Regions from separate parts of the Homo sapiens genome. Here region 1 is linked to region 2. The links are chromatin loops, found by intact Hi-C in ENCODE. Cell type or tissue: PC-3. All regions are shown on one strand. Each heading gives the region's core, and the rest is flanking DNA. Links, peaks and the distances in the headings are about the cores only.

Region 1 (5,389 bases), core at 337-5,336, 110 kb after region 2:
CAGAAAAATACCTGCAAACGGTACATTTCAATTTTCACAGTGGGCACTGGCAAACTGCAGGTACATATGAATGTAATGCAGCATGATTTCATCTCTATAAATTTTCTAAACTTGGGTATACTTACCCTATTGGTGCTATTTTCAGGATCCAGCCATTTAGGGAGAAAGTCAGCAGCTTCTATTAACAAGAATTCACCATCATTGTCTTCAATCCTAATGCAAGAAAATTTCCAATTTTGCATTCAAAAAGCATATATCTGCTAGTAACCAAAACAGTTTCATTCTAATACATTTTCCTCTTCATCTTAGTAAATATTTGAGTATGTACTATGTGCAGATGGCTATAAGAAAGCAAAATATTTAAGATAACATTAAGCACTGAAGGAGACTGTAAGATTGTAAGGAGGAGTTGAAGGTAGATATGATAAGGAGAGAAGATAAGCAATTTACATAAAGAAATATTAGACAAAAATATGAAAATATACGAAAGTACTATAGGGTTCCAAAAGAAAAAAAAGAAACACATAGCTGAGATTAGAAAAGCCTTCATGTAGGAGGTGTTATTTGGGCCTGAAAAGATAATTATTTCTGCCTCATTTGCATCACTTTTTTTTTTTTTATTTTGGAGACGGAGTCTCGCTCTGTCACTCAGGCTAGAGTGCAGTGGTATGATCTCGGCTCACTGCAACCTCCACCTCTTGTTTTCAGGCAATTATCCTGCCTCAGCCTCCTGAGTAGTTGGGATTACAAGTGCCCGCCATCATGCCCAGCTAATTTTTGTATTTTTAGTAGAGACAGGGTTTCGCCATGTTGCCCAGGCTGGTCTCGAACTCCTGACCTCAAGTGATCCGCTCACCTCAGCCTCCCAAAGTGCTAGGATTACAGGTGTGAGCCACCACGCCCGGCCCGTATCACTTTTTTAAATTTAATTTTTTAAAATAGGTTATACATTCACATGGTTACATTTTTTAAAAAAATGTATTAAAAGTTACATGGCCAGGTGCAGTGGCTCACGCCTGTAATCCCAGCACTTTGGGAGGCCGAGGTGGGCGGATCACCTGAGGTCAGGAGCTCAAGACCAGCCTGACCAACATGGAGAAACCCCGTCTCTACTAAAAATACAAAAAAAATCAGCCAGGCGTGGTGGCCCATGCCTGTAATCCCAGCTACTCGGGAGGCTGAGGTAGGAGAATTGCTTGAACCTGGGAGGCAGAGGTTGCGGTGAGCCGAGATCGCACCATTGCATTCCAGCCTGGGCAACAAGAGCGAAACTCCATCTCAAAAAAAAAAAAAGTTACAAAATAAAAAAGTCTCCCTCCTACTTTTGTCCCTATCTGCTCAACCCTACATGCATCACTGCTGTTTCTTGTATATCCTTCTAGAGTTTGCTTACACATAATCTAACTATAGAAATATATACTTGTATTTTCTCCCTTTTTTACACAAGACATGGCATATTTTATATACTGTTATATATCGTTCTAGCTCTATACTTCTATTTTTATTATTTTATTTTATTTTATTTTATTTTATTTTTGAGACAGAGTCTCACTCTGTCGCACAGGCTGGAATGTAGTGGTGCAATCACACTCACTGCAACCTCTACCTCCTGGGCTCAAGTGATTCTCCTGCCTCAGCCTCCCGAGTAGCTGGGACCACAGGCATGGGCCACCACACATGGCTAATTTTTGTATTTTTAGTAGAGATGGGGTTTCACCATGTTGGCCAGGCTCGTCTCGAACTTCTGACCTCATGTGATGCTTCCGCTTCGACTTCCCAAAGCGTTGGGATTACAGATGTGAGCCACCGCCCCAGGCCTACAATGTATTGTGTTCTTGAAACTTGCTAAGGCAGTAGATTTTAAATGTTCGCACCACACACAAAAAAATAAGTATGTGAAGTAATGTACGTTATGAGCTCAATTCAGCCATCCTACAATATATATGTATTTCAAGACAACATGTTATACATAATAAATATATAAAATTTTTATTTATCAATTTTAAAAATAGGCTGGGCGCAGTGGCTCACACCTGTAATCCCAGCACTTTGGGAGGCTGAGGCAGGTGGATCACTTGAGGTCAGGAGTTTGAGACCAGCCTGGCCAACATGGTGAAACCTTGTCTCTACAAAAAATACAAAAATTAGCCAGGTGTGGTGGTGCACGCCCATAGCCCCAGCTACTCAGGAGGATGAGGTAAGAGAATTGCTTGAGCCCGGGAGGCAGAGGTTGCAGTGAGCCGAGATTGTTCCACTGCAGTCCAGTCTGGGCAAGAGAGTGAGAGCCTGTCTCAAAAAAATAAAATAAAATAAAATAGAGCACAGTGGCATGTGCCTGTAGTACCAGCTGCTTGGGAGACTGAGGCAGGAGGATGGCTTGAGCCCAGGAGTTCAAGTCCCGCCTGGGCAAAATAGTAAGACCCCGTCTTTAAAAAACTAAATAAATAATAAATAAATTTAAAACATTTAAAAATTTTAAATAAATTTATTTAAAGATAAAAATAAAATGAGTTATCGCTTAGATTTACATCCTGAAATATTTAAGGATCAAATGACAGCTACAGATGAAATAATAATGACCATGAGTTGGTAATTGTTGAAGCTGGATAATGGGAACATGTGGGTTCATTCTTTCTACTTTAATGTATGTTTAAAATTTAAATAATAAGTTTTCAAAGGTTTTTTTCTCCCTTCTATTTTGTTCTGTTGGGAAAGAGGTTGAGTGGGTAAAAAAAGATCAGAATTTGGGTGCTGACTAGGAAAACTAGGACAAAATATAAGTGGGCGGAACGCCCTCTGCTGGCAATACGTGGTTAATTACAGAAAACCCAGGTCCCATTTTTAACGTAATGTTACCTACTTTGCTTCCTATACAATTGTGTTCACTGACTTCTCTTTAAATTGTTTCTGTGTATGATTTCTCAAAAAATATAGCTATGGTCTAGTACAGGAATACATATTTAAAAATACGTGAAATATGTGTGTATGTGTATGAATGGAATTTTATTTTTCAAAGATCCACAAGGAATTTAATGGTGATTACTTCTGGGAAGCAAGAGCAGTAGAAACCTTTGTATCTTTTGAATTTTGTTTACCACATGTATTTGTTTTTTCATAATTAGAACTTTAAAAAGAAAACCTAAAATAAGTAGGTTTTATTTGAAATCTTTTGGAAGTTGAACTCTTTGACAGTACTTTAATTTTTTTTTTTTTTTTTTTTGAGACAGTTTCACTCTTGTTGCCCAGGCTGGAGTGCAATGGCGCGATCTCGGCTCACCGCAACCTCCGCCTCCCAGGTTCAAGCAATTCTCCTGCCTCAGCCTCCCGAGTAGCTGTGATTACAGGCATGTACCACCATGCCTGGCTAATTTTGTATTTTTAGTAGAGACAGGGTTTCTCCATGTTGAGGCTGGTCTCGAACTCCTGACCTCAAATGATCCGCCTGCCTCGGCCTCCCAAAGTGCTGGGATTACAGGTGTGAGCCACCGCGCCTGGCCGTGTACTTTAATTCTTTCTCAAGAAAAGGAAGCCACAAGAGAAGAGAAAGAAAACACAGATATGGCTGGGCGCGGTGGCTTACGCCTGTATTCCCAGCACTTTGGGAGGCCAAGGTGGGTGGATCACCTGAGGTCAGGAGCTCCAGAGACTAGCCTAGCCAACATGGTGAACCCTTGTCTCTACTAAAAATACAAAATTAGCCAGGCGTGGTGGTGCACGCCTGTAATCCCAGCTACTTGGGAGGCTGAGGCAGGAGAATCGCTTGAACCCGGAAGGTGAAGATTGCAGTGAGCCAAGATCACACCACTGCACTCCAGCCTGGGTGACAAAGCAAGACTGTCTCAAAAAAAAAAAAAAAGAGCACAGATACTATTAAAATCTGTACAATTTCCAGCAGACTACAGGAGAAAAATAAATTACTAAATAGATAAAAATGTAGTCACTTTGTTTCAGTAATAGAATTCCTTTAGAATAATTAAAATAACTACAATACCTTGCTACTAACTCTGGAAATTCCTTTGTGATCTGCTTTATTACATAAACAATAAACCATTCATCCTCAATGTTATCCCCAAACTTTGTCACGCCAAACATATGAGCAGGAACACCTCCTAAAAACAAGAGAAAAGCAACCATGTAACCAGATAAATTTGTTACTGCAAATAAAATGCACATAATCATTCAACTGAATACACATTCATTGACTGATTGCTCTAAGTACTGGGGAGCAGGGGTTGCAATCCTGAAGAAGAAGCCTACTCCTGAGGAGCTCAGGGTAAAACAAGACAACCAAATGATCTCAAAACAAGATAATGAACTCTAGAACAGGAGTGTGCAGTAACGGCTATGTGAGTATAAAGGAGGGGATATCTGTGCTATGCTTGCCTGGAGGAATGACAAGAGGTGAGCTTTCCAGAAAAATGGAAAAGTATGTGCAAAGGCACAGAGGCATGATGTATAGAGTATGTATGTATAGAGTATTCTGGGAATACCAGGACGCTAGATTTGGATGGAGCAGAAGTTTTCAAACATGTGCACTATTCACAAACACATGGAAACTAAACAACAACACACTCTTGGAATAAATCACAGGGAAATTAGAAAATATCTTGGGACAAATGAAAATGAATGCACATCATACCAAAACTTAAGGAATTCAGTGAAAGCAGTGCTAAAAAGGAAGTTTGTAGTTGTGAAAGATCTCAAATCAACAACCTATACCTCAAAAAAAAAAAACAAAAACTAAACCCAAACCTAGCATAAGGAAGGAAATAATAAACATTACAGCAGAGAGAAATATAGAGACCAGAAAAAATAATAGAAAAACAAAACAGCTGAGTTGGGTTTTTTTTAAAAGATTGACAAACTATTAACTTGATTAACCAGGAATAAGAGCAAATACTCAAATAACTAAAATCGGAAATGAAAGAGGGGACAGTACAACTTATGTCATAGAAATAAGAAGGATAAGAGAATTCTATGAACAATGGTATACCAGTAAGTTGGATAACCTATAAGAAATTGACAAATTCCTAGAAACACAACCTGTCAAGACTGGATCATGAGAAATACAAAAATCTGAACAGATCTATAACTAGTAAGGAGATTGAATCAATAATCCAAAAGCTCCTAACAAAGAAAAGCTGGCTTCACCGGGGAATTCTTCCAAACATTTAAAGAATTTGACACCAATCCTCCTCAAAATCTTCCAAAAAAATAAAAGGGAGGGAATTCCCAAATTCCTTCTGAGGCCAGCATTACCCTAATACCAAAGCCAGACAAAGACAATATGAGAAAGCTGTAGATCAATATCCCTGATGAGTATCAATGCAGAAATCCTTAACAAAATATCAGCAATCTGAATTCAACAACACATTAAATAGATTATTCA
Region 2 (5,389 bases), core at 192-5,191:
CCTAGCATAAAAATACACAGGTTTCCCTGTTTCTTTGGGTTCTCATTTTTTTCTATTTCTTTTCTCTTTTTTTTTTTGAGACAGGATCTTACTCTGTCACCCTGGCTGGAGTGCAGTGGCATGCTCATGGCTCACTGTGGCTCTCTGTAGCCTCAACCTCCTCAGGCTCAGGTGATCCTCCCACCTCAGCCTCCCAAGTAACTGGGTCTACAGGTACATGCCACCACACCTGGCTAATTTTTTTTGTATTTTTTGTAGAGTTGGGGTTTTAACATGTTGCTCAGGCTGCGGTCTTCATTTCTAAAGGCTTCTTGTCAAGTAAATTTTGTATTAAATAAATTTGTATGATTTTCTCTTGTTAATCTGTCTTTTGTTATAGGGGTCTCAGCTATGAAGCTAGTGATAGGCAAGAAAAAAAATTTTTCTCTCTTACTGGGGCAAAAGGGCAGGTGGTGTTATACAGCAGAGACAAGAAACCAAGACGTGTATAGTAACGTTTAAGGTTAATATATAAAAGGCATATGGTCCTGCCCAAAAAAGAAAAAGGAAATGCTGAATCAACACATTCGGTCCAGCCTAATCTTTTTCTTTTTGAAGACAGCAGTAATCTTCAAAATTTCTCTGAGTACCTCCTAAAATGCCTGTTAAAATCTATGTTTGCCTTTGCATAAATTTTTTAGTTGACAACTAAATTTTTTCATAATTTAGTTTCGAATGATTGAATTGTCATATTGAAAACGTTGGTAATTTCTAAAAAATGATTACTTTAAATGTATCCACTGGAATCTAAATACCATAATGATTTGATATCCACCATCATCCACTTAAAATATGTGAACAAAATATTTTTTAATACTTGGACATTTTACATCTTTTTTTTTTTTCTTGATGTTATAGTTTCATTCCATTCTTATCCTAGAACAGTTAATTCTCAACAGGGGTGGAGTCACTAGAGGTAGTGGTGGGGATTTTACCTATCAGGGGACATTTGACAATGTCTGGAGACATTTTTGATTGTCACAACTTAAGGAAGGGTGCTACTGGCATCCAGTGAACCACAGATGCTATTAAACATCCTACAAAGCTGAAGATAGCCCCCAAGAACAAGAATTATCTGACTCAAAATGTCAATAGTGCTATTGATAAGGTTAAGAAACCTTGTCCTACAGTGACACATTTTTATGCCTGAAAATCTTTTATTTATCACATTATACTTATCTATATTAAAAATATTTATACAATTAACAAAAATATGAATTTCCTAAAACAAAAAGCCTGTGTTAAAGACCTATAAAAAGGCTGTGTTAAAGATAGTATCTTCTGGATTGTTACTATAATTATTATTCACATTTGTTAATCTAAATAACATGACTAAACAATCATTATCAAGTATAAACAAGTGAAAATGTATTAAGATGTTCCTAATGAGATGGATGGGGCTTATGTTTGTTATATTTCATTAGTTATTGTGTCTGTGGATAAATATTCTACTTGTTAGAATAAAAATTCAGCACAAAGATATTTCTATTTTCATGAGAGCCGAGAAACCTTCACAAGTAGATGGAAAAGGAGTTCTATTGTAATACTGTCACCCAATTCTGTGAGCTCTAAGTTACACAGTGAGCTCTTTTTAAAAAACATTTTAGTGATCAATCAACTAATAACCTAATAAGATTATCTTTAAACACTGTTAAAAGCAAGGAACTTGCAAAGGCTTTGTTATAAAGGCACTTACTTACGCAATACCTGCAGCTACTAGGTGACCCTGAGATTTTTAAACCCCTGCTTTACTGCAGAGTCCAAAAGAGGCCTTGTTTAATGAAGGGAATTTGGGAACTTCTCTTAGTTCAATATGAGAACACATTTCACTTATCAAAGTTTGGGGAGCCTCAACAGACATTATGTAAGTTAATGTTACTTTGGAAAACCCCTATTAACTGCCCCATAACCATGTTTATTAGTCCGTCATGAAAACTCCAGCACAGATATTATCAAACATCTATGCCTAACCACCTAGGTCTTAGAAACTATATCATGAGTTTTCAGAAAATTAGATTCCCAAGAAAGAAATGGTCCAAATATGACTAAAGTTCTCTCCATTACTCCCTTACCTCTTAGATACTCTGTACTGTGCTGTGGTCAATTTTCCAGTCTCAGGGTCATGTACTGTAGCTCGGCTCAGCTACAAAAAAAGAGAAAGGACAAGGACTTACTCCAGTAGCAGGCAATTTTGGGCTTTTTGTTTGTTTTGTTTTGCCAAGCCACAGGTGATTGGAAGGGTTCAGATTGGTCTGGATGGTGGGTAATGGTCTCGAATCCACAAAAACATTTAGAAAAGTGGCAGTAAGAACAGCCACTTCCAAATCAAGAGAAAATGAGTTGACAGATTTTTGTTGTAGATTTATTGTCCTTTCACTTTTTTTAAACAAAAAATCATTTGAAGCTGTATGTAAATGATTTATAGCACTGGGTTTCACAGAAACTTTCTCAGATCTAGAAGTTATTTAAATATTTTGAAAAAAAATAGTAGACTCCTTAAATTCATTTTTCAAACCTCTCACTGAGATAAAACTGTTTTTAAATCTCTCTGGCAAAGTAAAAGGCAACTAAGTTTACAACTAATTTTTGGAAGACAGAGCTCAGAAGCGTAACTCTGTTCTTCCTACTGCCAACTTTTGAGTCAGCGAATTTTTTTAAATAAAAAACTCAAACAGGAGGAATACAGATTACTACATAATGACAATGTTATTTTACAAGATGTATGAACAAATGCCAACGTAATCACCATGAAGGAGGATATGAATCACCGCAGCATTTATGAATATGAGAAAACTGCATAGGTGAAGACTACTACTCCCAGATTCAGGAGGCTGCTGCTTTATTTCCCCCTTTGGCAACAAAAGGGAAAAAGAAAACAAGTATCAGGCCACTTCCTGGATATTTGACACCTGATCTGAAGAAAGATAAAAAGCATATTAATTCCCTAAAAATAACATACCAATTAAAGGTTAAAAACAGAACTTCTAGTGAAGGAGAAAGACCTGTGAAACACAAAGCAGTTTATCCATGCGTTATCCTGTTTATATACAGGGTGGTGACTTGAGCTGGTGACTGAAAATGACCCACTTTCCTTAAATGAATAATTCCTGTAAGATGTATAAAACACTCATTAGAGGGCAAAATATGCAGCATACACATCTCTTACCTTTTGCTAATTCTGTAATGTACCGTCTCCAAGTCTCCTGTTATTGGGTTTGAAATGGTGGCTCGCCTCAGCTGTGAAGCCAACCATCAAAATAGTTGCATTACAAAACAAAAAACTGAATCACATTTACCCAACCAGTCAGAATTCCAGGGTTTTTACAAAGGAGGCTAAAAAGAGAAAATAACTCCATACACTTCCAGTCACCTTGTGCTGAGCCTTGAAAGCCAGTTAGTTTTTTAGGTTTTTGGGGTTTTTTTTTTTTCTTCAATTTTTTGTTTTGCATAGATGGAGGACATACAAACAAAAGAGATTGGAAATTAAATTTCTTTCAATGGTGAAAGGACATGACAGTAAGAAAAAGAGACATATCTAAAATTTGAAGTCTAATTTACAGTTAAAATAGCCATCTGGGGGTGGGGAGAGAAGGGGAAAAAAAGAAGAATGCCTATTTGCAATTAATGATCCATTCCAAAACCTTTGACTTTAATTTTTTTTAGTGATGGAACTGTTTGCACAGGTTAATGTTTAAAATTCATTTTAAGGTCAATCTTTTGTCCCTTCAAGATAGCCACTCTCATTAACATATACAGTGAAATAATCTTGGACTGAGAACAAAGGCAGAGGAAAAGAGCTCATAAATGTTAAAAACAGCAAGAAAGAGGTGACCGCCTAGATAATAATTTCAATTTTTTTTAATGGAACGATGATTCTGAGGTTGTGAGAGCATGAAATTTTATTGCCATTAAATTTATTGATCAAAAACAATCCAAATTGAGGAATCTCCAGAATATAACTTGATCTCCAAGTTGAAATGAATTAATTACCTTGGATGGCACCAATAATATATATTAATGTTAGACCAGTCTTTTGCATTTATAATGTAATCTTTGGCCAAAAAAAAAAAAAACCACCAATTTGGAGAAGCAGAAAAACTCTAAAAGAAATTCTAACTTCATTTTGTAGTATAGATATCCAGATAATTCAAACCTTTGATATAATAAGGGTCAACAAACTATGGCCACAGACCAAATTCAGCCTGCTACCTGCCACTGGAAATAAAATTTTACTGTAATATAGCCACACTCTTTCATTTACATATTTTCTTTGGCTGCTTTTGCACTATAATGGCAGAACTAAATAGTCATGACAGAGATCATATGGCCTCCAAAGCCTAAAAAATATCTAATATTGACCTTTATGGAAAAAATCTGCCAACTCCTGTGTAAGACAGCAAAGCATGCCTAGAATTTATTCAACAATCTCTTTATGAAAGTGATGGCAGCTTGTATTTTACTATCAAGAAGACCAAATATGTTTTAAGAACAAGCTGATGGGGGAAAAGGCAAGAGCATAAAGGGTAGTCTTTTCCACATTCTCACTAAAGAGTTTTTATGCTCAACACTAAGCTTATAGATTGGGTTTACGTTAGATTCTTTTTCTTTTTAAGATAAATTCTGTGGGTTAAAGTCAGAAAACTATCACCATTTCAAATTAACATAATACTTGTGCCCAATTATATCTTTTTATAATAGTAACAATGTGCCTAAAAGGGAATAAAAATACTTCCACGGTATTCTTTCAGTAAAAATACAGAAGTGAAAAAGCTGGGCTTTGAGTAGCCTCTGAGATTAAAAGACTCCAAAATACAGAGAAAAGTTTATCAGGAAGACAGTGAAACACAAATTTGTTAATGGTGAATAAAAATCTCACAATAATTTTCATAATTCAGTGCTTAAAACCCAGTTAAGGGTACATTACTTGTGTTGATAACAAATGGAAAAACTGGCATAAACACAGCATCATTAGTAACTCCATTATGCTGAGGCAAAATATCTTTAAAAAATCTGTGGCATTATTCGTATATCAATTATCCTATTTTTTTACAAAGAAAAATTGATACAAAGGTACAGTAAATTGAGGAGAAAGAAAGAAAACATTATTTACCCTTGGTTTTGCTAGGTCTTTGACGATTTCAATTTCTGCATCAGAAATAATATCATGGAAGCGAATAATACGAGGCTTGTCCCATTCATCCTCCTGTTTAGCTGGAGCCAGAATAAATTTAGGATTACGGTTTCCATCATGGTAGCGGCAAAAGAGTTTTTTCTGTCTCCGAGGGGTCTAAACATAAAGTTAAGAATATGATGAATATATTACAGTAATAATACTTTTAATATCTATTCC

Evidence for each region. Hi-C counts contacts between places; a loop is a spot of excess contacts. Peaks named below come from ENCODE experiments on the same cell type or tissue, not always from the same donor. Only the 100,000 strongest peaks of a DNase experiment are listed, where the experiment ranks them.
Region 1: a loop joins it to region 2, with 3 times the contacts of the local background. A loop is called at or near these places in 3 of 110 quality-filtered maps.

What each region holds. Positions count from the first base shown.
Region 1 is chr10:73,156,443-73,161,831 of GRCh38, forward strand. ECD (ecdysoneless cell cycle regulator) reads right to left here. Exons shown (of 14, transcript NM_007265.3): 3 at 3,992-4,109; 4 at 126-213; 5 at 1-11. Among named protein-coding and RNA genes, the nearest start is that of ECD, 8.9 kb to the right of the region's middle. In PC-3, for the core only: CTCF peaks have their summits at 2,803 (motif pointing left) and 3,002; a DNase peak (open chromatin) is centred at 2,799.
Region 2 is chr10:73,041,776-73,047,164 of GRCh38, forward strand. It overlaps P4HA1 (prolyl 4-hydroxylase subunit alpha 1), which reads right to left. Exons shown (of 15, transcript NM_001017962.3): 8 at 5,150-5,326; 9 at 3,206-3,276. Among named protein-coding and RNA genes, the nearest start is that of P4HA1, 52 kb to the right of the region's middle. In PC-3, for the core only: no CTCF peak of the experiment used is centred there; a DNase peak (open chromatin) is centred at 2,816; H3K4me3 peaks cover 1,727 bases; H3K27ac peaks cover 4,727 bases.